Regions from separate parts of the Homo sapiens genome. Here region 2 is linked to region 1. Evidence: chromatin loops called from intact Hi-C (ENCODE). Cell type or tissue: sigmoid colon. All regions are shown on one strand. Links, peaks and the distances in the headings refer to the core of each region. The heading gives the core; the rest is flanking DNA. Region 1 overlaps IRAG1 (inositol 1,4,5-triphosphate receptor associated 1). Region 2 has its middle 18 kb from the start of IRAG1.

Region 1 (12,749 bases), core at 1,605-9,604:
CTGCCATGCCCCACATTCCCGAGGACGAGGAGCCCCCCGGAGAGCCACAGGCAGCCCAGAGCCCTGCCGGCCAAGTAAGTGCCCCCTCCCTGCCCTCAGCTAGCCTGGCTGGGGGCCAAGCCAAGCACCCTGGGCTGAGGCCACAGCTTTTAGGCTGGCCAGAGGGTTTGCTGACAGCTCATGTAGGTTGCAGTGGGTACCTGGAGAAGGTGTGTGGCTTCCATACTGAGGAATCAATTACTCTGAGTTGGTTTGAATTGACCGAGGCCCCAAATATTCTGGGTATAGAACCAACCATCTAGGCTGTGTCTGACTGAGGCCTCAGAAGTCAAACCACAAACCATGCAGGCTCCCTCTGAAACCGGAGAAGGACTTATATGAGAACCATTAGCACTGAGAACCTCTTATGTCAGGTGAGTGGGCACGAGAAAAGGCCACTTAAAGTGAATCCACTTAAAATGGAGATCAAAATTGTATAGTAAATAGCAAAAAAGGTTTTCAGTGAAATTTTATTATAGAAAGGAAATGATGAAAGCAGATTAATTTAAAGAGACATCAAGATTTTTATTGTACAAATGAGGCATTCAAAACAAGCTATTTTTAGCTATACAGATTACAAAATATAGGTTATGTGCTAATTTTCAGATTGAAGAAAGAATAAAATGTTGATTTTGGTGTGGGTATATTTATTTATTATACCAGCAAAGTGATCTGTTCACATAGTAACTCGCTCTTCACATTTTACTTTACAGCACCTAATTAAGAGTCTACGTCTGTTTAATACTTAAGGGCTTCATCCATTTCCCCAAGGATCTCTTTCAGTCCCTCGATATTCAAATTATTCCCTTTTGAAGAACCTATTTGAGCATCATCCTCGTCGTATTTTCTTCACTTAATTGATAAGCTCTATCTGATCTCCTTGGTCAAAGACCTTGCATGTAAAATTCTCCATCACTGTTTTCTTTGACTTCATGAACTTTGCAGTTGATTTGCATTGAAATGGTATTGTCCTGTTATATCGGACAGTCATCCAAACTGACCTGAGCCAGGTGGGATAGACGCTTTTTAAGTGAGGGAAGAATCTATAAGTGGAGCATTATTTTTACAAAAGGGCAGATTCTTAGTGAGTATTTTCATGTTATGATGGCATTTGTTTTCTGACACATTACGACTCTGGGAACTTAGATAGTAAACACTTAGAAAAGAATGGCCCTTTGTATCTGCATATCCCAAGCTCATCGGATTAAGATGTTGCAGAACTTGGCAGCCTTAGGGGTGAGGGGGTTGTCCTTCCCTTGAATGTCTAAGTGACAGTGGGCCAACCCCCTAGCCCTTCAGCCTCAGGCAGCCCAGCCCAGGGTTTTATCAAGTCCAGGCCCCCATTCTGGGAAATAGTGGGTCCTGCTGCTGAGGGTGCCAAGTTCCAAAAGCTTGGGGATTAAGGAAAGGAGAGACAAAACACTCACAACTGCATTCAAATGCGACTGCTTCCAGACCCTCAGGCCATGACTTTCTTGGCCTCTGTCTCCTTAGCATCCCTATTTCCTCGCCCTGGACTCCTCTGAAAATGGCCATCCCTGGCCCCTTCTACTTTACTAACAATGGTAGTACCCTTGAATCAGATTCTCAGGCAAAATGTAGCTCTTAAATCCTGGGCAACTCCCCCAAACAGCTGCCCCAAGACTAAAAGCATTCCTAAAATATAAGATAATAAAAGATCAGCAAAGATGCACCCCTGCTGTCAGTGAAGACAGGCTTTTATATTAAATTCTTCCTGCTTACAATGCTTTATAATTAAAAGTTCTTTCAGAGTATATCCTCAGGAAACATAAAACAAGACAACATAGACACCTGTCACTTAGACATTCAAGGGAAGGGCATCTCCCCACCCACAAGACTGCCAAGTTCTACAACATCTTGATCCCATGGGTTTGGGATATGGAGATCCAAAGGGCCATTCTTTTTAAAGTGTTTGTTACTTAAGTTCCCAGAGTTGTAATGTGTAAGAAAACAAATGTAATCATAACATGAGAATATTCACTAAGAATCTACCCATTTGTAAAAATAATGTTCACTCATGCATTCTTCCCTCATGGGTCCTTCTGCTGGGCCCCAATAATGCAGAAGCTATCAGTACCTGCAAACATTCTCTCTATAGTCTTGATTTCCCATGGGCACAGAGAGAATCATGGCACTTGAAGGGCCTTCAGAGACCATCCGTTATTTAATAAGAGTCTGGTTCTGGCTCAGGGTCACAGGGAGACTGAACTTGTGGGGAACTGGAATTTGGAGCTCCCACTAGCCAATCAGGGATCGCTTACTCTCAACTTTGTGGCAGGCAAGCTCATGGAACCCTCCCCCCATTGTGGCAACCTCTAGAAATTCATCATGCCAACCTAATGGCACTGTACCTATATGCATTTTGAAGCTGTGATGGTTAGGAAGGCCAGCAGGAATTCAGGGGAGCCGGGAGCCGAGAAGCCCAGGTCCTATCAGGGAGGATACCTAGCACAGGATTTAAGAATGTAAACTGTGCAGTCATACCAAGCTGGGCTTCAATCCCAGCTCCTCTACATTCTGGTCAAGAGACCTTGTCTTGGCCAAGAAACTTTGAGACCAAGTCTGTTAACTTTGCTGTGCTGCTGGTTTCTTATGTGTTACCCAGTACAAGGGTTAGTTGCTGCCTCCTAGACTCTGCCTGTTCAGCCCAGCCCTCAAGTGCCTTCTATAGCCTGAGGGACCATGAAGCTGGGGCAGTTCAGACCCCCCCAACCAAAGGCCACATCAAACTCAACTTTCTTTTACCCTCTTCCCTTACTGCCACGCCCTGGACATTTCAAAGCTTTTCAGAAGGCAACCAGGCATGGTGAGTAAAGTGCTTCTCCCACTATTGCACCCACCAGACCACCCACATTGGGTTTCTCAGGTAGTCACGGCCTCGGGAGGGTCAGGCCTCAGGAGCTGGCCTGGAGCCTTCAGGGGGCTGGAACCTGAGTCCCTGGGAGCATCCGAGGCCAGGCAGCCAAGGAAGCGGGGTTGGCCAGGATGACTCGGCTGGAAGTCCCAATCCTGCCTGAATTCCCAGTCTGTGAAGCAGGCAAAGAACAGAGCATCCTTCTAAGTTTACAGCTCCCCGGGGTCCAGCCCTAGTTGTGATTCCTCAGGTCCCAGCCCCTATTTCCCATCACTGGCATGAGCACTAGCCGAGGCCTTCTCACACACAAACACAAAATCTGTAGGACTAGATCCTGTTTCTCTTTCTGCACGTACACACGCATACACACACACAGACACACACGCAGATACACAGGCATGCACAGACAGACGTACTCTTCAGGTCCTTAATCAGAAGCTGCAATCAAATACCACAAAAAGCCCCCCAACAATGCACTTTGTAAGGCTATGTCCTGAGTGGGGTTTTCTGCATTGGCCCTTGAACAGGGAGAGACTCAAAGGGAAGAGTTTGTAGCCAAGGGGTTCTAGCAGGAATAGAAGCTGTCAGAACACAAGCCTGGGACCTGAGGGGACCACAGAATGACAGACTGCCAGTGCTAGAAGAATCCCAGGTCACATCTAAGCTCCGCCCAGGCAGGCAAAGCTCTCTATAACGTGAGCCCCACTCAGTCACCCTGGGAATTTTTTGAACACCAGATTCCTCAGCCATCCAAGACCTACTGAATTGGAATCTCTTGAGGTAGGTCTTAGGAATCTGTAGGAATATATCTTTGTATTTTTGAGACAGAGTCTTGCTTTGTCACCCAGGCTGGAGTGCATTGGTGTGATCTCAGCTCACTGCAACCTCTGTCTCCCAGGTTCAAATGATTCTTGTGCCTCAGCCTCCCGAATAGCCGGGACTACAGGCCTGCACCACCACGCCTGGCTAATTTTTGTATTTTTAGTAGATATGGGGTTTCGCCGTGTTGGCCAGGCTGGTCTCAAACTCCTGGCCTCAAGTGATCTGCCCACCTCGGCCTCCCAAAGTGCTGGGATTACAGGCGTGAGCCACCGGGCCCAGGGTAGGAATCTGTAGGAATATTTCTATAATGAAAAGCTCACCGCCTCCCAAGGAAGCCTGTGCACTGGTTGGCCAGCTCTGTCCTGGTCAGGCTGGAATCTGCCTCCCCCAAGACTCTCCCTCGGTTCTGCCCTCCATACAACCTATAGTGGGGTGAAATCCTACAGATGCAGAAAGGCAGTTCTGAGTCTTCTCAGAGTCTCTTTTTCTCTAGTTTCTTCAGTCTTTGCTCCCATGACAGTGTTCAGAGCCTTCCTAACCTCCGCTCAGGACACATACCAGCCCATCTCCGCCTTACTGTAGGGCCCCAGACCTGGCCCCAGGCTCCAGATGCAATCTTACCTAGGCCTAGATGAGTTCCTGGACTGTGACCAGCAGCCACAGTAGGAAGCTGACTCACCCAGACAGTGCAGCATCCTCTGAAGTGCCTTGTAAACCTGAGGGTACAAAGAGGCTCATGTTAGCTGTAAGAGCCCAATTTTCACCGGCTCTAGCTTCCACCTGAACAACTCCCATCCTCCTCCAAAGGGTTTTAGAAGCCCCCAGGGGCAGGTCAGTGTGAACTCATAAGCAGACTTCACCTCTTCATATCACCCATTCCAGCACCCAGCTACCACCTCCCCTGTTCCCCTACCTCCGCTGCACACAAAGCCACTTAATAATAATAGCTAACCCTGTGCCAGATACTCGTCTACCATATTAACTCATTTAACATATAATTAGCCTTACGGTAGGTATTATCATTCCCATTTCATAGCTGAGGAAACTGAGGCACAAAGAAATTAACTACCTTCCTCCAAGGTCATACAGCTCATAAGTGGCAGGCCCAGGATCTGGGCCCAGGCAGCCTGACCCCAAAGCCCATGCTTAGTCCATACCCGCACTGAGCACTGTTACTGCCCCTGGGTCCTCAGTGAGAGCTCTGGGACCTGGGCCAACAGTACGTTGTCCTGTGTTCCCAAAGCCACTCACCTCAGAAGGGCCAACTTCAGAGCTCGCTGTCAGGGGAATGCCAAAGCACCACCAAACCCCTTCTGCCTGCCAGCCCCTCAGGAGCACAAGCTCGTGGGGCCAGCAACCAAAGCTGCATGTCACATGCCTGTCTATGCCCCTTCCTCATTCTCCTTCAGTCAGGTAATCAAACAGCCCAACTTTAACTTGAGTGGGCTGTCTGATTGCTTAGCTGAAGGAGAATGAGGAAGGGACATGGACACATTGAGGAAGGGGAAGGGCACATTAACTCCTAGAAACACAGGCCACCATGCTATTGCCTGGTTTAGGCCACATGCATGAGGCACTCTGGGTCTCTCCGAGCATCCACTTTGTGTTTCATTCGTTGATGCTCTAGGCAGACATGGATGCTCAGCCCTGTTACGCAGTAGCTCTTGTGACTTAAGGTCACTGCAGCACTCCACTGATGAGTGGCATCTGCACCCCTCCCCTCCCGTAACTTTTAAGTAACTGAGATGTGGTTGGAGTGTGCTCTGGAGAAGCAGTCTTGTTTGTGTGGCCCTTATAGGAAGGGATCTGCTTGTGGAGCACCTAGAACCTCTGGCTATGGAGGTGCTGGCCTTCCTCCTGTTTTGGCTCAGAAATAGGGACTGATGTAAGTGCCACCATAACAAATCTGGGGTTGGGTAGATAATTGGCTGGCTAGATGATTAAATGACTGCACTAAAGGGCAGAAGAAATGGAGGGAGGGCTAATGTTAGGAAGGGAGGAAGGAAGGGAGGATAGTAGATATGATGGATGAATGACTAGCTGAGTTACTCTCCTTGGAATAAAGCTAACACATACTGTGTTTTTCCACACTCCCAAAGTCTGTTGGCATGAGAGTAAAAACAGTGGACAAGGGTTGTAGGAGGCCTATCCTGGCTTACACCCTCAGTCAGTGGGCTGGGCTCAGAGCCAACCTGTCTGTCCTTTAAGAAGAGGAGGATGACCAAGCAGCCAGGGAGTTCCAGAAGGTACAGGAAAGGCTCATAGAAATGTAAGGTATAAGCAGCATGGCAGAGCAGGAAGAACTTGGGCTTCACATCCTTGACTGCTACCTTGGATAAGTGATTCCTCATTATTCCTTGCCCCAGTTTCCTCATCTAGAAACTAAGAGTTATAGGAATAGCCACTAACAACAGCTAACCTTTATGGAGAACTTACTATGTGCCAGGTACCATATTAGGCTTGTTTTATATGTTACATTATCTCATTTAATTCTCGCAATACTCCTGGGAAAACTATTAGTATTTCCAGTAACAGATAAAGAATTTAAGCACAGAAAAGTAATGTGCAGTGGGTGACATAGCTAAGGAAGTGGTTGAGGCTAAATTCAAACCCAGGCAGCTTGACTTTAATTACTGGAATAATATATATAAAGTGATGAGCAAAGTACTTAGCTCACAATAGGCGCTCAGTCCCTATAGCACAAAACGGTTTGCAAAAAGTTTCCACATGTGTCACTGCAAGTGCAATGACATTGCAAGTGCAAAACCACTGTGAGGTAGACAGAGCAGAGAGAGTCACCCCCATGAAAGTGCGAATTTAGAGCAGTTAGGTATCTTATCCAGATGAAGGGAAAGAAACTAACACACAGGTTCCTAGTGTTTTCTAGCATTTAACCTTCAGAACGCAGTCGTACATGGTAGTGATGACTATGCACATTTCACAGATCAGGATACTGAGGCTTGGAAAGGTTAAGCCAGTTGCTGAAAATCACATAATAGGGAAATAGCAAGGCCCGGATTCCACTGTCTCATGGTTGTAAGCTGAGGAAATGGGCTATAATTAATTGTTTTCCTATTTCTATTCCAAAAATACCCCATTATATGCAATAGAGTTTGAGCACAGAGGCAAGGGATGATTATTCACATACACATGGTAGGCACTCAATAAATATGGAATCGAGGAATTGAAGTACATTTACTCAGTCAATGTTTATTGAATTTGCTCAATAAATGTTTATTGAGCATTAACTAACTAAGGTCCTGCTCTCAGGAAGCTCACTTCCTGGTAGATTTACTACCAAATGCCAGTTCTGTCAGATCCAATTTGCTCTTGTGTTCTCCCACGGCCTTCTCCCATCAGGACCTGGAGGAGACTTGTTCTGCGCTGTCTATGGGAATATCTCGAGTTTAGCCATATACTTTACTGCTGAAGGCAGATTGCCAGCTTCTCTATCCATTTGACTCCTTTTGGCTGTTCAAGCCCTGTCCTCACTGGCCAACAGAGAGGTTCTGCCTGTACCTCCCTGGAAACTCCTTGGGAACCGTGTGCTGCCCGACTAGAGAAAAGGTGTGTGACCCAAAGGATCAATTATCTGTCAGGAATGAGATGAAGAGGAACCAGATAAAGCATGTAAAACACTTGGAACCTGGTAAGGACTGTGTAGAGTAGGGATCCCCCTGCCCCCCAGCTTCCCCAGTGAGAACCCTCATACGGTACCTCCCATGTGCCAGGCACTGCTCTAGGCACTTTACACATAGCAACCTCACGACAACTCCAAGACACAGGCATGATGGCTATCCCACTTTATAGATGAGAAAACAGGCAGGTAAGGGCACTATACTCACCAGAAACCAGGAAGTACTTGGATGCTCCCATCGAGGATTTTGAATTCATCTTCTCTGAGTTCATTTCTACTTATCTCATCACATCCTTTGCAAGAACAGCCTCAATTAAGGCCTTCAATAAAATAATTTAAAATAAATTATCAATAAAATATTAGTATCTGGTATACAAGATAATGGTAGCAACTACTGGGCACCTGGTATGTGGTCTAATCCCTCCAAGGTAGATATTATTATCTCTATTTTTTAGATGAAGAAATGGAGTCTCTGAGAGTTTATGTAATTGTCAAAGATCACCTAGCTGTGCTGTGGTCAAATAGAGATTCAAACTCAAGTTTCCCACTGATGTCATCCTGCCAGGTTTTCCTTCCTTTCCTGGCCCTAGCTAGGACACCAGAGGCCCCATGCATGGGAAACAGGTGCTTGATGCTCCATCATTATAAAAAAGAGCTCAAGAGGACAGTTCCACCAGGCTGGCCTCTAGTGGTTCTGGTCACAGGGTAAGAGCTGTGAGAATTTAGCGTGGAAGTGCCTAAAACAAGGCAGAAAGTGTTTTAGAAATGTTGACGGTTACAGACAGTCGGAAATGCATATAAAAATTGTTTTCCCTTAGTTCCTATTGTGAGCAATGAAACAGATTGCTGTTCTTTGTTTTTCTGTCTCCACACATCAGGCTATGTGTGAGCTACTTGCGGGCCACAGACTGTGCCTTTCACATGTGTATCTCCACCCATAAGCATAGGCTCCAGCATGCGGTCGGAGCTTAGGGAGGGAGGGAGGGATGGATGGATGGAAAGGTGGATGGATGCTTGATTGTGTTGTGATAGGTTGGGTAGATAATTGGCTGGCTAGATGACTAAATGACTGCATTAAAAGGCAGAAGAAATGGAGGGTGGAGTAGTGTTAGGAAGGGAGGAAGGAAGGGAGGATAGTAGATATGACGGATGAACGACTAGCTGAGTTACTCTCCTTGGAATAAAGCTAACATATATTGTGTGCTTTTCCACACTCCCAGAGTCTGTTGGCATGAGAGTAAAAACAGTGATGAACAAGGCAGTTGTTCTTTATATCTGACTTCTAGAAATAAATGGACAATGGCAGGAAAGAGGATCCACCAGAGGCAGAGCAGGCCCTTGGTGCAAGGGAGGGCCTATAGGGAAGACACCGGGGAGCCTTTGGGGAGCCAGGGAACTGGCCCTCTATGCTTGGCAGGGAGGAGCCCCATGTCCAGCAGAACTCAGCAGAGGCACTTCTGCTCTCTCCTGTGCCCCTAGGACTTGCCGCTGGGATAATCATTTTCTTTCAAGTCCCCAGAGAGTCCTTTTTTTTTTTTTTTTTTTTTTTGAGACGGAGTCTCACTCTGTCGCCCAGGCTGGAGGAGTGCAGTGGCACGATCAGGCTCACTGTAAGCTCCGCCTCCTGGGTTCACGCCATTCTCCCGCCTCAGCTTCCCGAGTAGCTGGGACTACAGGTGCCCGCCACCATGCCCGGCTAATTTTGCTTTTGTATTTTTAGTAGAGACGGGGTTTCACTGTGTTAGCCAAGATGGTCTCGATCTCCTGACCTTGTGATCCACCGAGGCCATGCCTCGGCCTCCCAAAGTGCTGGGATTACAGGCGTGAGCCACCGTGCCCGGCCCAGAGAGTCCTTTTATCCTGTTGTAAGAGCACTGGCTGCTTTTGCTGCTGGATCTCCTCTCTACCAAGGCAGTCCCTGTTTGCCCTCCAGGCTACAAGACAGGGATCTGGGGATACAGTCTCACAGCACGCACCCACCACCACCACTTTCACCGTCATTATTATTGCTTTCTCTCATTTAATACTTAAAACAAGCCTAGAGAATAGTGATTATTAGCTCTATGTAATGTTTTAGACCATGAAAGAGAAGTTTAGTAACTAGTAACTTGCCCAAGGTCACCCAGGTGGGATTCTGGTCTAGGCCTACCCGACTTCTTCACTAGCCCACATTGCCTTCCAGCAGGGTCCTCCTCTCCTGGGCTGTCTGCCAGCGCCCATCTACAGGATCTAAACCCCCCATGCCTGCCTGAGCTGGAGTGGGCTGGAGCTGGGGCTGGGGGTGTTCCTTACAGTTTCCTAGCCTGGGCCTAGCCATGTGACTCTGGGGAAAGGAAGCTAATATTCCCATCTATGACACTGGCCTATATTTATCCCTGTGCCCAGGCGGTTAGGAAAACTATTGTGCATTCCTGAGAATCTATGAGTGAAATAAACATTTAAATGTTTCTATAAGATTTATTTAAGGAGAACAAAATGTGGCCTGCTGGCTTATTAGAGGGTGAGCTTGCTGGGAGATGACCCAGCCCTCAGTGCTTGGCTGATTCCAGGGAAGGGAAATGGACCCCCAGGGAGGCTGGGCCCATGGAGGAGTGAGAAGGGCAGTGAGCCAAGGGCATCCTCTGCCCATGCTGTCCTTTTCTCCAGCTGTGTGTTCAGCCTTGTGCTGGTTTGAGGGCTTCCTGGAGGAAGAGGTACCTTCTGTGAAGGAGAGTGCAGCTTGGAAGAATAAGAGTGTCAGAGGCCAGCAGGGCACCAGGAACCAGGGGAGGTGAGACCAAAAACTGGGGATGCAGCTTTAAGAGTAGCGTGGTGTCGTGGGAAGGACACAGCCTGTGTTCAGTCACTTCCCCTATTTACAAGCGGCACAGCCCTGGACAAGTCAGTTTTTGCATTGATAAAGTGGAGATCAAAATAGAAAAGCAGAAGAGAAAAAAGAAAGATATCAATCTTCTACCCCATGCTCATGGCCTTCACTTTCATCTTCTCGTTTCCTCTTCACAATTCTATGAGTTTGGGAGGCATTATCACCCCCAATTTGTAGGTGGTGTCCTCAGGTTTACCCACTGAGTTTCTGGGAGGATTCGGTGAGAAAACACGAGGGGGGTCTGGGACAGGGCCCACCACACAGTGGGCCTGAGTAACTGCCAATTCCCTCTAGCCATGTTTGTTTCTGTGCTTCCATGTCTGTAACCCACAAAGGGCATTGATTGGTTTGAGAGGCAGAGGGTGAGAGGGAGTGGAGCCGGGTGAAGGTGGCCTTGGTGGTGGGTCCTTGATCACTTGGGCTTATGTGGTCAGATGCCCCAGGAGAGATGCTCCATTGCGCCGTGACCACAGTGGCTGGGCTCTCCCAATTTAACTCCAGATGGTTGAGGAGACCCAGAACTAAGAGCAACCATCTTTTCAAAACCAAATGCCAAAGTCATTAATTCAATCCCGAAGGGAATAATAAGGGAACATAACATCTAATGCTTAGTGAGCATTTGCTCAGTGCTAGGTGCACTTCCACAGGCTTGCCATCTAGGGCTGCCAGATTTGGAAAATGAAAATATGATTATATGCTGTACATGGTGGCTCACACCTGCAGTCCCAGCTACTCAGGTGAGAGGATCACCTGAGCCCAGAAATTTGAGACCAGCCTGGGCACATAGCAAGATTCAGTCGAGAGAGAGAGAGAGAATACAGTTATGTCCATGGAATATTTGAGACACACATACTAAAAATTATCTGTTGTACATTTGAAATTCAAATATAACTGGGGCATCCTGTGCTTTATCCAGAAATCCTATTTCTATATCAACTTGTTTAATTCTTATAACTACCCTGTGAGATAGTTCCATTATAGATTAGGTAACTGAGGCACAGAGAGGCAAGGTAACTTGCCCAAGGTTATCCAGCTAAAAAGTATACCATAAGGTAGTGTGGCTTCTGAGCCTGAGGCCCTGAAGCCCCTAAGCCAGTAGGTTGTCTGGCCAACGCTATTTGGTCTTACTGCTCTCCCAAGCTTTCTTGAAGGCCTGCCTTGTGTTTGACAGCTCAGAATGGGAGCAGGGATGCGTGTGTGCACTGCATGAAAATCTGGCAGAATTCACCCCAGAGGGCCCCTAGAATCTTCCCACACACTCTCTCCTGGATTACTGTCTCCCCAGTCCCTGATAGAGTGAAAAACAGCCCCCACAAGACCTGAATGTTCCCACCAAAACAGTTTTGCAGAAAAGGAGAAGTTGCCCAGAGCTTGCTCAACGATTCTGTCAGCTGATGAGGGAAAGAACACTATGATTTTATGAGTTGTGTATTTTGCACACATTAGAAGGCAAGTGTGAAGAACCTTCCAGGATGTTCCATCAAGGGATTAGAGGATTTCCTCCTAATCGCTTTATGCTTCCTGCTTTGTAAGCCACTTGGAATTGTGAGTGTCTGCGGTTACCTGCTTGGCACTTGCCACCCATGGCTTGTTTCTGCCTTTTTGTATGGGCACCTCTGCCATGGTCCTCCTCCCCAGTGAGATGCCTACAGTCAGGAGAGCTTTGCTTCAGGTAACCATTAGCCAGCAAGCAGAGAAAGCTCCTATCAGAAGGCAGCTCACTCCCGTGCCTTGTACCCATTTACCTGGTAGGTATCAACACCGAGGGCACTATTAGTAATAGCAGTGGAGGTTACTTCCCCTTCTCTCCCCATTCCTTCATGCTAATGAATGGGAAGCATTGCAGAGGCCCGCTCAGTTCACCTTTGTCTTCCCAGACCTTAGCATAGACCCTGGCCACAATAGGCATTCAATAAATGTTTGCCGGATGATTGGACAGAATAAGGTCCAATAATGTGGGAGTGTTCACAGACCACATCCCTTTCTTGGACGCCAAACAGAATCTGATCATTGCCAGCCCAGTGCCCCTCTCTTCTCCAAGAAGGTCTTTGCTCTGTAAGACTCTTCAGTAAATGTTTGTGAGTCAATCATACAAACAAATGAAGACAATCTGCACAAAAAATAACTGGATGGAGCTGGGGGAGTAAAGGCTGGAGCAGGAGAAAAAGAGAAAGAAGGTAGACAGAGGATCTGGGCAGGGAGGCAAGCAGGGGAAGAGTCATCAGAGAGGGGGCGTGAGAATCGTTAAGGAAAGAGAAAAGGGCAGAGGAGAGGTCAGGATGGGAGTGAAGATTTGTTCCCCTTTCATGTTCTTTGAGAGGTGAGAGTAAAGAATGAAGTTCCTTCTATGCTGGTTTTCTTTCTGTTGAACAGTTCCGTAAGGCGAGCCTTCTCAGAGTCTGCGCCACGTGGATCACGGCTTCATTAGGTTTCAGGGCAAATAGTTTAACCACAACTCCCAACCATAGACTGTTAGGAGCATGAGGTTCTCCTTGTCTGCTAGGGATATT
Region 2 (12,749 bases), core at 2,293-10,292, 65 kb before region 1:
CTAGCTTCTTCATTGCTGGCTCTGTAGGAATGGCTCTAATTTGTTTAGTATCTCCAGCTACTCCACCTCTCAGAGATACTCCATTCTTCAAATGCTGGACATTGAAATTGGGTTTTGGTTTATTTGTTTTTTTCTTTTTTTTTTTTGTTCATATTCTCTAGGATTTTTGTACCTCTACTGATGAGCTACAATCCAGAGAGGCTTTGATGAAGCCATTGGCCTTCTTTTCAAATGGAGTGAAAAACTTGCCCTTGTAACCTAATTGTCAGGTCCCCCCTTAGTATTTGAGCTTTGGGAAAGATTGCTCCCAATCCCAAATTCCACAGTCTAGGTAAGTCCAAAGCATTCCCCAAGTCTACTGTGACTCCTCATGGTGCTTATCCTTCTGGGCTCTTGCAACTGTGCAAGCCATCTCTGATCCAAATGCTCATGTTTCCTGTATGCACAATTCATCCCTTCACTAGGACTACAAGGAATCCACTCACAGGGAGTATTTATGAACTTAGCAGAGGGAGGGGGTCACCTCACAAACCCCAAAGCCTTCTCGTTGGTGTCTCTTTCTTATTTCTGTCATGTCTTCCTCCAGAGTGTTGTCTCCCTTCCTCCTTTACAACACAGAGCTGTCCCCCACCTGACACCTCTTTCCCAGCTGACACTCAGATCTTTGAAGCTCCTCTTCTTGCCCTAATAGTTCTCAAGGTGTTTTCCTCAACAAAACCATTTTCTTCCTAGAAAAAATTCTAAAGCATCAACTCTTACAATAATAAAAATTTCTCTCTCTGATTTCACATTTCTCATACGCAGGGTTGGGGGTTTTAAGAAATTCCGTTTAGCCATTAGGATGTGATTTAACAGGAACCCAATTCAAAGTGGCCTAAATGATAAAGATTATTGTTATCTCACATAATTGGAAGGCCAGAGACAGGTTGGCTGCAAGCTTCAGGGCCTCAGCTCTATCTCTTTTTTCCGTTCCAGGCTTAGTCTTGGACGATAGCAAGATGACTGCTGCAGTTCTAGGCTTCGTAGCAGACTCCACAATGTGCCAGACAAGAAGGGATAGTCTCTTCCCATAGCTCTTCTTTATAGGGAGGAGTCATTTCCCAGAAGTCCCTGAGCAGACACTGCCTTCCCATCTCATTGGCCAGGTTTGGGCACATGTCTAAACCCGTGGCTGGAAACCGGGGTGGGATCTGTGACTCGCTTAAATTAAGCAGGAACAATTTTCTGCCGCTGATGGGGTGTGGAAGGCATGCAGTGAAGCATGAGGCTGTATGGAGGAGGATGGACATCCCAACAAAGATGGGGCACCTCAGCATTCCTGCTGTTCTGCCTCCTGGCCCTGCCTGATGGCAGTTTGTCCTCCCCCAGTATCCCTGTCTGTTCCTATACCCGCAACCAGAGGGGAACCTGCCAGACCTGAATGTCTCTGTCTTTACAGGTCTCATCCCACCTCTGCACCAAGGGCAACCCATCACCTTCCTGGAGTAAATTATTCTTATGATTTGAGGAGTTCGTATTCTCATCTGTTTTTCTGTTTACAACATGCTAGCAGCCTTCTGCAAGTAATTGCATGAAATATTTTTTGAGAGAAGTTACAGGCATTTGGGGGATTCCAAAACTTCCAGTTCATATAAGCTCATAAGAGTCTTTATTTTTTATCTGTATGTATATATTTTTTTGCCTTTCACTGGTTAGGACAGTGGTTCTCAAATTTCCATGGGAATTTCTTAGAAAGCCTGTTAGAAACGACTGTGCCCTCCCCCACTCCCTGTCTGCAATCTGGAGTAGAATCTAGGAATGTATATTTAAAGTATGTATCAGAGGTGACCACATGTTGAGAAACACTATTTTAGGAGAAGGCATACCAATCGAACCCTGCTTTGATAGATTACTTGAAGAGGGGGAGCAATTCTAATTTCATATAATTTCATTTTTGTTTAAACGAGGGACTTGAGGAATGCAAAAGCAAAGGTAATATGAATTTTAGATCATCAGGACTTTTTTTCCTTTAAGTACATTTACAACTCAGAAAACAAATCTCTCACCAGGCTGTCTTCCTAACTAGACTTCAGGATGTCATTTGTTCGGATGAAATGGTAATTGCTTGTTTTCCAAATGCCAAGTGTTGGGCTGCTTAAGACCTTGAACAGTCTGGGCCTGGAGAGAAAAGACTCTGGTACTTGGAGTATTTTCAGGGTGTTGAAGTCCCCGAGTTGGTCTTCCCTGAATAGGTTTGTTTCTTTATAAATGGGGACCTCTCCTTGTGAATTAGGTCAAGTTAACATGGACTGCAAACTGGCTGCAGAGTCTGCTTCTGGGGTTCTGCCCCTCTTGCTCCATTTCCCGGCAGAGTTGGAAGCTCCCAGTGTGGAGGAGGGGGATACGGTAGAGAGGCAGTGAGTCACAGAAGGTGGCCACTCTCAGCAGGTCAGGGAGCAGATGGAATCAAGGATACTCCAGGGTAGCCTCCATCTTTTGAGTTGGAACTGGGCAGCTTTAAGTTTCGACTTTCAGGGTGTGGAGATGGAGACTGGAGATCCTCTTCCCCTTTGGAGAAGGTTCCCAGCACTGCAGCAGCAGAGGGAGCATCTGAGAAAACAGGCAGAGACATGAAGAAAGACATGCAAGGGGCCGAGGCCTTTCAGTCCCTGATGCCTGGTCCCCCTCTGCCAGAGAACATAAGCAACAGAGTCCATTTTAGAAGTCTCTCCATGGCTGTTATGGGGGGACTGGATTGGACAGAAGCAAGAAACAAGGAGACTAGTTGGGAGGAAGTAGAAAAAAGTATATGCTTATTGAAGGAATGAATTTTGTGCTGTGATATTAAGCTGTGGCTTTGGGTCCCTGCTTTGGGCAAAGGCCACTTGCACCATGTTCCTTGGGGACTGCGGTAGGCCATCAGACTTCTGGAAGAGTAAAACCCTTCTCTTCCTGCTCTCCTCCACTGACCCTGTAGATCTCCACTCTTCCTCTTCCTGGGAAGTCCCTGTGGCTGTAGCCCCTGAGATCCCATCCTGCTTTTCTCTGTGCTCTCTGGTGTGTTTGGAGCTCACTCTCAAGCTGGTATTAAGCCTGGTTCTGCTTTGGTGAACCCCACTTCGTTGCCTTTTGTAGTCTGAGCGTGTCTTGCTTAATAGCAAACACTATTTTTTTTCATAGCCTGTTTGGCTCACACCACATTTTTAGCCCACCAGAATTCCCACCCCACCCCTCTACATCCACATTTGAAACACAGGCAGGTAATCTCTGGGCCATGGGGTGACAGCTTACGTGCAGAGCCAAAGTGGCTGCCAAAGTCTATACACCTTTGAGGGGGTTACCCACTCTCCTCAGGCCCTTGCTGCTCTCAAGGAACCCACCACCTAGGTGCTGTGTCCCCAGAGTTCTGCCCTGCAGTTTTCCAATCCCAGGATGCTTAAACATTCAGAAAAAAAAACAGGCATTATTCCTGTCCGTGAAAGCTGAGGGAGGTCTCTAGCACCCTCAAAGCTAGCTTTTGGGCCAGGCATGGCGGCTCACGCCAGCACTCTGGAAGGCCAAGGCAGAAAGATCACTTGACACCAGGAGTTTGAGACCAGCCTAGGTGGCCGGGCGCAGTGGCTCACGCCTGTAATCCCAGCACTTTGGGAGGCCCAGGCGGGCGGATCACGAGGTCAGGAGATTGAGACCACGGTGAAACTCCGTCTCTACTAAAAATACAAAAAATTAGCTGGGCGCAGTGGCGGGCGCCTATAGTCCCAGGTACTCGTGAGGCTGAGGCAGGAGAACGGCGTGAACCCGAGAGGCGGAGCCTGCAATGAGCCGAGATCGCGCCACTGCACTCCAGCCTGGGCGACAGGGTGAGACTCCATCTCAAAAAAAAAAAAAAAAGAAAAAGAAAAGAGATCAGTCTAGGCAACATAGCGAGATCCTATCTCTATTAAAAAAAAAAAGATTTTTTTTTTTAAAAACTAACTTTTGGAGAATCTAAAGCAGGCTTAGATGCTTTGCGAAGATATCTTTTTCTTCTACTCTAGAAGAAGGAAGGAAGATCACAAAGGAAGGCTCAGATCCAAAGTGAATTCTTTGTCTAGTGCATGGTTTATTTTAAATGGGAAAGTTCAAGGTTACAAAAACAAATGATTTGTATGGGGCATTTGTGAATTCTGAAGCATAGATATTTCTTCATGTTTGAAAGATGTGCTCAGATATTTGTGCGATTTTTGTCATTGTTGAAATAAAAGAGGTAGTGAGGCTGTGGAACATTGCACTTAGCATGATGTAAAAAATAAATAAACAACAGTACAGGCCCCAGTGTCCCAAGGAAAGGGAGAAAATGTGGTCCTGTTTGGTCTTCCTCTCACATGGTCCCGGAACACCTCAATGAAAAGTCTCTTCCTGACATACCAAACCGTGAGTTGGATGGCTTTACTGATTGAATGGAATAAATTGGCCAGGTAAGCTGTTGTCAAGAAGACTGACCTGCAGAAGTGGAATGCTTACTTTTTCTTTGTCCTTAACTATTGATTTTGTTAAAATCTCTTTATATGACCTTGGCGTTAGATTGCATTGACTTGATTAGATAGCTTTTGGAAATGAATTTCTTGGGGAAAGAATTGAATTCAGTGTCAGTAACTGGATTAAAGGAAAGAGATGGGCCTTGGGGTGTTGAGGCCTAGCCCTACCATACAGCACCCGTATGATCTTGGATAAGGCATTTCAATTCTCTAAGTTTCATTATCTTAACAGGAAAATGCAGACCAAACTCTTTTTGTGAATATGCTTTGAGAGTAGATGATGTATATAAATTGCCCTCTATGGTATCTGGTATTATACAAAGTAAGTCTTTGATATTTGCTTGTTTTCCTTTTCTCCTCTGTTCCTCTTCCTATCTCCCTCTTCAACTTCTGCTTGTGTCCAAGATGTTCATCTTTAGCACCAAAGGAGAGATGTTTTTCGAGGGCATGTCTCAGAAGCTGAAAGACTGGCTGACTGGTTTCCTTCAATGTTTATGACTTTCCCATTGGACTCTGAAATGTGGCTCTGAAAATCTTTGTGTCTGTAGCTGCATGTCAGCATAAATACTCACACTTGATTTTTGGAATTAAGGTAGAGTGGAAGAGAATATGAGCTCTGGAGCTAAACTATCTGTGTTCAAATTCTAACTTTGCCACTTACATGACCTTGCATAAGTCACTACCCTCTAGGTGTCAGTTTCCTCATCTGTAAAATGAAGATAAGAATAGCATTTAACTTACAGAATTAACATGTGGTGAAACAGCTTAATATATATAAATACTCAGAACAGTACCCAGCACTAGAAGTAGCATTTGAATGTTGGCTACAGTGATGATGATGGGATGGTGATGATGATGGTGGTCTCCCCTGTTAGACTATAAACCTGAGGCAGGGAGTATGTCTAATTTGTGCCCCATGCCTAGCACCCAGCACAAGGGCTTAGTCCATGAAGGAGACCCTCAGAAAATGCTTGTGGGATGAATAAATGCCTGCATGAATTAATAATATGAAAATAATAAGGGATCAGTGTGCCAATAAGGCAGACGCATGTGGGTGCTTCATATGTGTGTATTTTCCTTCTGGGTGAGAGTTCTTCAAATATTCTAGTTTCATTGTGAAATTTTTGGAGGAATTAAACCCAAAGAGCTTAAAAATGTATAAGATTTGCATTCAGATTCCATGGCAGGGACTAAATGCCAAGGGTTGAGCACCTTTGTAGGGCAGGGGCACTCCTGCATAAGGCAGGTCACAGCCTGGGATCAGACAGGGATTAATGTGGGTCAGGTGGGATGGATCCTGGAGAGGTGGTCTTCATGCCATCCAACCAGGACCTGGAGCATCCTGGAATCATAGGAGTCTGACCTGAGGCTAAGCAGGACCCTGGGAATGCTCTCACTCGCGTGGCCCCTGAAGAAACCATGATCCCAAAAGCCACGAGCCATGCAGGACCTCAAGAGCTTGTCTGTCAAGTAGAAGGAGAGTGCCATCTGTCATGGTAGGCTGGCTTTGAGAGGGACAATCTTCAGGCCATGTGAGTGGGATAGGGTCTCAGGTATACCCAAGCCCGAGAACAGACACAGCATCTCAGATTCTGATGGGGTAGGGGGGCGGTCATATGATCCTATCCAGATCCAACACTGTTATCATCCTTAGATACGGGTTCAAATCTTGGCTTTCACCATCTATGAGATCTTTGAACCTCAGTTGACTAATTTATAAAATGTGACTCATAATGACACTTAGTAGGTACTCAATAAATTCATTAATTCATTCAGTCAGTCAGTCAAGAAACATTTACTGAGTGTTTACCTATGTGCTGTTGTGGGCACCAGGAATACAACAGCTGACAAAACAAAGTTCCTGCTTTCACATTCTTGAGGCAGAATATAGACAACAGACAAACAAATATGTAACATATTAGATAGCAATAAGTGCTATAAAGGAATAAAAGAGGGGATGGAGTGACAGGGTAGAAAGTGATACTTTAGATTGGATGGTCATGGAAGGTGACCCTGCATAAGGTGACATTTGAACAGAGACTCAAGAACATGGAGGGAGTGAGCCCAGCAGATAATAACTGGGGAAGAGTATTCCAGGCAGGGGAACAGTAAGTGCAAATGTCCTGGGAGTGGAAGATCACTTGGAAGAGCAGTGAGGAGTGAGACTGGAGATAAAGTCCAGGAAACCAGGATTAGATCATGTAGGGCCTCTTAAGCCATGGAAAAGATGCTGGCTTTTCATACTGAGTGATGTGGGAAGCTATTAGAAGGTTATGAGCAGGGGCCGGATGCGGTGGCTGACGTCTGTAATCCCAGCTCTTTGGGAGGCCGAGACAGGCAGATCACTTGTGGTCAGGAGTTCGAGACCAGCCTGGCCAACGTGGTAAAATCCCATCTCTACTAAAAAATACAAAATATAGCCAGGTATGATGGTGGGTGCCTGTAATTCCACTTACTCGGGAGGCTGAGGCAGGAGAATTGCTTGAACCTAGGAGGCAGAGGTTGCAGTAAGCTGAGCTTGCGCCACTGCACTCCAGCCTGTGACAGAGTGAGACTCCATCTCAAAAAAAAAAAAAAAAAAGAAGTTTAGGAGCAGGGAGTGACATGATCTAACTCATAATGGAAAAGAATCAGGCCAGGCACATAATCCCAGCACTTTGTGAAGCTGAAGCAGGAGGAAACAACCATCTCTACTAAAAATATAAAAATTGGCCGGCCATGGTGGCACATGCCTATAGTCCCAGCTACTTGGGAGGCTGAGGTGGGAGGATCACTTGAGCCCAGGGAGGTTGAGGCTGCAGTGAACGTCACCATTGCACTCCAGCCTGGGCAACAGAGTGAGATCCTGTCTCAAAATAAATAAACAAATAAAAGAATCACTCTGCCTGCTCTGTGGGGGCAGGGGAGCACTTAGGAAGCAATTGTGTTGATTACGTGGCAAGAAATTGTGGTTGCTTACACTAGTAAAGATGGTAAGAAATGGTCAGATTCTGGATATATTTCTAAGGTAGAGCAAAAGGACTTTTTGATGAGTTCCCTGTGGGTTGCGTGGGGAACTGGAGGAAAATCACAAATGACTCATGTTTTGTGCCTGAGCTACTTGAAGGATGGACTTGCCATTGACTGAAATGGAGAAGACTGAGGGAAAAGCAGGTATTAGGGGTTGGACACGTGTTAGAAATGTCTATAAGATGCCCCGAAAATGTATTGAGTAAAATAGCACCTGGGCGTATGACTTTGGAGTTAAGGGAGAGGTCCAAGCTGGACATAAACGTTGGAGAGTTTTCGGAATACAGATGGTATTGAAAATCATGAGCTTGAATAACATCATCTTGAGAGTGAGGATAGAAAAGAATCTGGGTCTGGGGCCCAAGCCCTGGAGCTGCCAAGTGTTGCACATGAGAGAGATGAGGAACAGATACATCCTTCCTTCCCCCACTCCTCCTCCTCCTTCTTTTTCTTTCTTTAATTCGGTTAGCCTTCACTTGAACAAATCTGCTTACAAAGCTTCTTTTGGGTTTGCTCTTTAAAAGTAATATGTGCACTTTTTAACTTCAAAGACTTTTAAAAAGAAAAAAACACCCAACTCTGGGCTGTGGAAGAAGGCCTCGTGGTGCAGGCATTGAACCAGCAAGGCCAGTGCATCTGGAGATCAAGTTCCTTTTAGGATTAGTGAAATCGAGCTTTTGTTAGCATTCATCTAATGGTGGAATGTCAACGTGAAAACCTCAGAAATCCTTTTCTGCTCCACATCTCTTTCTTTTTTCCATTTAACAGAAAAACTATGTGAAGCCAGAAGGGAGAATCTGAGAAAGATTTGACTCTTCCTTAGTGAGATAAACAATCTGTTGTGTCATGGCACCAGCATAAAAATCCTGTGTTTGAAGAACAGGCTGAAACACAGTGTTTCTCAGGATAGTTTAGGAAAGGGCAAAGTAGGGATAGCTCAACTCCTGTGATAAAGATCTTAGGGTCTCAGTGGACCATAGATTTCCCATGAGCCAAGTAATGACATGGCTGATACAAGAGCAAACACAATCAAAGTAGTCTAGTGTACTGGCCATAGGAAATCAGAATCCCCTGAATAAAGAGGATGCTGGTTGGATGACACAAGCAGTCCACGATGCTATTCCAGGCATTGCATTATGAGAGGGACTTTGGCAAAGTGTGTGGTGTTCAGTGGAAGAGACCCGCATGGGACAGGTTTTAAACAAACAACAGGAGTTTGGCTTCAGCTGGAGCCTTGGGCATGCTGTAGTCACTGTCTTTAGATATTTGCCAGGGAATGAGGGAGATTGGTTCTGTATTACTCCTTAGAGAGAACTAAAGGAGAGAAAGTGACATAGAAGTTTTTATGGTTGGAATGGGCTTAACATAAAGGAATGAGCTCTCTCGCCCTTTCTCTCAAATGGAGGATAAGTTAATCAATAGTCAGGGATGCTGTAGAGCAAAGACTTTTAGGTGCGGGCCAGTGGATGAGCCTCAGGAGGTCTGTAAATCCCATGAAAGCACAGGCCAAATGGTATAGGCATGTGTGTATTTTTCTGGGGAGGAGATTCATAGCTTTTTGTCAGATTCTCAGAGTTATGGGACCCTAAAAATGTTAAGAAGGTCTGCCACAGCAAATACCTGTAAGCTGCAAGGTTTGAACCCTGTGGTCTCCTTAGACTAAGTTCAATGGTTTTAACTAGCTTGAATAACCCCCATTCCCTGGCTGAGTGGTTCTGTGGAAAGAACATTGACTTTGCAGTTGGACAGATTTCAATTTGAATTCTAGCTCAGCTACCTTCTACTTTTGTGACTGGGCAAATTGCTTAACTTCTCTTCAGTGTCTTCATTTGTAAAATAGGAATAATAAAATCAATCTCACTGGGCCATTAAATCACATAATGCAGGTCACCTGGCACAGTTCTTAGCTCATACCAGGAGCTTAGTAAATGCGAGGTCCTTTCCTCGCTCCTTTTCTCTAACATATTTTATTGCCTATCCCACCTACGGCCACCCTGTTTATCACGTGGTCCAAGATATGGCTATCTGGTCAGAGAGGGATATCTGCCTTAAAGGTAGCTAGTAACTTTGGAGACTTGGCTTAAACAGACAAACCAGGTCTTTTTTTTAATCTGAAACAGGAGATAGCTGTCAGAGGGTCGGGGCAGGAGAAGGCTAGAGCTGAGAGGCCATGATGGGCCATAGCAATGTGAGTGTGCAGAAAAAGCCGGAGAAGAGGTAGGAAGAGGAGGAGGAAGAGGAGGAGGAGGAGGAGGAGAAAATGGATTCTCAGAGAGAAGGGGGAGAGAGAGAGAGATTACATGGCCTGTGAGATCACATGGTGTGTGGGAGACAGGGACGCAGACATTCACACAGATTAACAGAGTAAGGGCTTCAGTTCCTGACAGCCCTCTGCTCCCTCAAGGTCTGGGTGTACTTAATTACCAGTCCTGGGTTCTGTGGGGGTTCAGTTATCATTGGCACAGGCCCCTTTAACACTTGAGCCAGCCAGAGTTGATTTCTGTTCTTTGCAACTCAAAGAATCCTGCACTCTCCCCATCAATTCTGCTATTGGGTCCAGCAGAGTCCGCTCACCCAGCTGGCCCAATCTGGAATCCCTTCCTCCTCCCTTGATTTTCCCTATTCAACTCAACACTCAAGGCCCCACTGAAGCTTCTCCCTCTGTCATGAAGCCATTCCTGACCACTCCGGGAGCCAGAGACCTCTTTTTCCCAGAAGCTCCGCTTCTACAGCTTCTGAGCTTCTACAGCTTTTGTAGCATTCCCAGCCCTGCCCCATCTTCGTATGGGCAGGCTGGGTAGAGGTTTCCTTGTGGGCAGAGTCCATACCTCATTTCATCCTTGCCTGGCCTGGTCTGTGCCTAGAACCAAGCAGAGCCCAGCAGGCAAGTAGCCATTGGCTCTATTCACTCAGACCCCAAACTGGCTGCACCTGGGCCTCTCCTCTTACTTAGCAAGGATGTGATTTCAATTCCTGTGTTCCCATGCTGTTTCTGGTGTTCTTGAGGTGTTCCCTCTGGTGTTCCCTATTGACTCATTTTCTCCATGCACAATTCAGCTCAGATCTCCCTTCAAAGACCTGGAACCTATCTCTCCATGCCCAGTAACTAGATTTTTTATTCTTCCCAGTTTAATTCAGCCAACATTTTCACTTAACATGTATTAGATGTTAAACTAGGCACTGGGGCTATTGCATCAGGAGGCAGTGTGAGCCACTGGTTTTGGGTGCTGGTTCTAGAATTTGACTAACTGAATTAAAATCTAAGCTTGCATTCTGACAGCTGTAACCTTGGTCAAATTACTTATCATCCCCAACCCTTAGTTTCCTCACCTTTAGAATGGGTTGATATTCATAACAACAACATGCCTGCCTTGTAGGGCTTTAGTGAGGATCGGATGAGATTATCCATATGAGGGGCTTAGCCCAGTGCCTGGCTCATAATAAATAATCAATACATCACTGTTGTCATTGCTGTTACTATTATTATTATAAAGATGCATTGCCTGGGTCCTTATCTTTGAGGACCTCACAACCAGGTAGAGGAGGCAGAAAAGCCCCAATATTAGGCCACTGACCATTGTCCATGTAAAATAATAATAATAATAATAATAATGAAAGAAAAAAAAATAAAGTTCTAACATCAGACGATAGGTGTGCAATACTGAGTTTCTCTTTGGTGTGCTCCAGCATTCTCATGGGCTACGAATGGGGTAAAGACAGGCTGAGATACTGATTCCTATCTGTTCTTTGAATGTATTGGTAGGGTGTGGGGCTACCACAATCCCCAGCTGACCACCTGCAGCCATGAACAGTCTTGTTCACTCACCCTTGTGAGCAGGTAGACAGCCATGGAAAGCTCTGCTGTAATGATGTGTGTGAGCACAGGGTGCAGGGGAGCTCAGAGGAGGGAACAAACTCATCTACCACACTTCTCCAAAGAGCAGTGCTGCCTGCTCTGAAATCCTCACCTGGCTTCCACCTCATTTCGGGACTTCTAGGTCTCCCTGGTATCACAGTTCATCTTACATATATGACAGTCCATGGTTGCTCAGCGAATGATGAAGTGACCCTCACAGCCTTCACCTCCATGACCTCACGAAACCCACCGGTCTACTGACAAGGCTTTCTAAGGTCTGATAGCTTGTTTGCAATCCTCATCTCCTGGGCTCCCTGCAGTACTCTACAGGCCACCTCCTCCTCTTTTCCATGTACTGACAGCAACTTCCTGTCTCTTGCCAGTTTTTTACTGGCTCCTCATTTTTTGGTCCTCTGTGTTGATTTTCCCCTTTCTCTCTTTCCAAGCCTTTATTATGTCCTCTCTCTCTCTCTTTCTCTGTCTTTCTGACTTTCTTCCCTTAGCTCTCTTTTCTCTTACACCCACCCTAATCAGTTTACAAAGGCCTGTGACTGAAAGCTCTCCTAGAAGTCCATACTTCTGAATTCGATGTCACCAGTCTGCACCTCTCTTAAGCCACAATCCTTGTCACTCTGCATTTCTAACCATTTGCTGGGCCTCTCCATCTGGGCCTCCCACCAGCATTTCAAACTGAACTCATATCATCCTTAACCAATGCACTCCTGCTCCTGGCTTCCTCAGGGCATTAACTTCTCTCTACCTGTCCAGAGATCAAAACTTTGGAGTCACTCACTCTGTTCTTCCCATTTCCCACAAGCAGTTAGGGCACAAGTTTCTTGAGTCTCTCTCTCATCTGCCCACCTCATCACTGTTGTTCCCACTTCTCTGTGGAGCTTCACATGTTCAACTGTCCAAGTGTCATCTCTACTTGGATGTTTCACAGTCAACCAAACTTAACATGTCCAAAATAATACTCTGAGTCCATTACTCCTGTGTCCCCGGCTCGCTCCTCCCAGGCTTTCTCATCTCAATAAATGATTTTACTTTACATCAGTTGCTCAACTGGTCATCCTGGATATCCTTTTATTTCCTGAGGGCCACATCTTTATGGGGTATTTCAGGAGCGCCCAGGCTAATGTTCAGCCCATCCACCCCACCATGGCTATGAATTGTTCAAATATTAAGGTACTTCCCTGCCAGTTGCATATTGCTGCTGCCCTGAGACCTCTCCCTATCACCCCAGTCACCCTGGCCCCTTCCCTAGGATTACCTGGACCTTGTCATAGTTTGGCAACTGAAGGATTGATGCCTGGTACTGCTGGGGACTTCCAGGACCCAGCTCTAGCAGGACAGTCACTGTTACCCATACTTAGTGGCTAGTACCCCGG

The links. A loop is a pair of places that touch in the nucleus more often than their neighbours do. Peaks named below come from ENCODE experiments on the same cell type or tissue, not always from the same donor. Only the 100,000 strongest peaks of a DNase experiment are listed, where the experiment ranks them.
Region 2: a loop joins it to region 1, with 1.8 times the contacts of the local background. A loop is called at or near these places in 3 of 110 quality-filtered maps.

The regions. Positions count from the first base shown.
Region 1 is chr11:10,639,350-10,652,098 of GRCh38, reverse strand. It overlaps IRAG1 (inositol 1,4,5-triphosphate receptor associated 1), which reads left to right. Exons shown (of 21, transcript NM_130385.4): 2 at 1-74. Among named protein-coding and RNA genes, the nearest start is that of IRAG1, 48 kb to the left of the region's middle. RefSeq lists enhancers at 9,916-10,095, 10,116-10,165. In sigmoid colon, for the core only: no CTCF peak of the experiment used is centred there; DNase peaks (open chromatin) are centred at 4,388, 5,917 and 9,574; H3K27ac peaks cover 698 bases.
Region 2 is chr11:10,705,382-10,718,130 of GRCh38, reverse strand. No RefSeq gene overlaps it. Among named protein-coding and RNA genes, the nearest start is that of IRAG1, 18 kb to the right of the region's middle. In sigmoid colon, for the core only: no CTCF peak of the experiment used is centred there; no DNase peak of the experiment used is centred there; H3K27ac peaks cover 589 bases.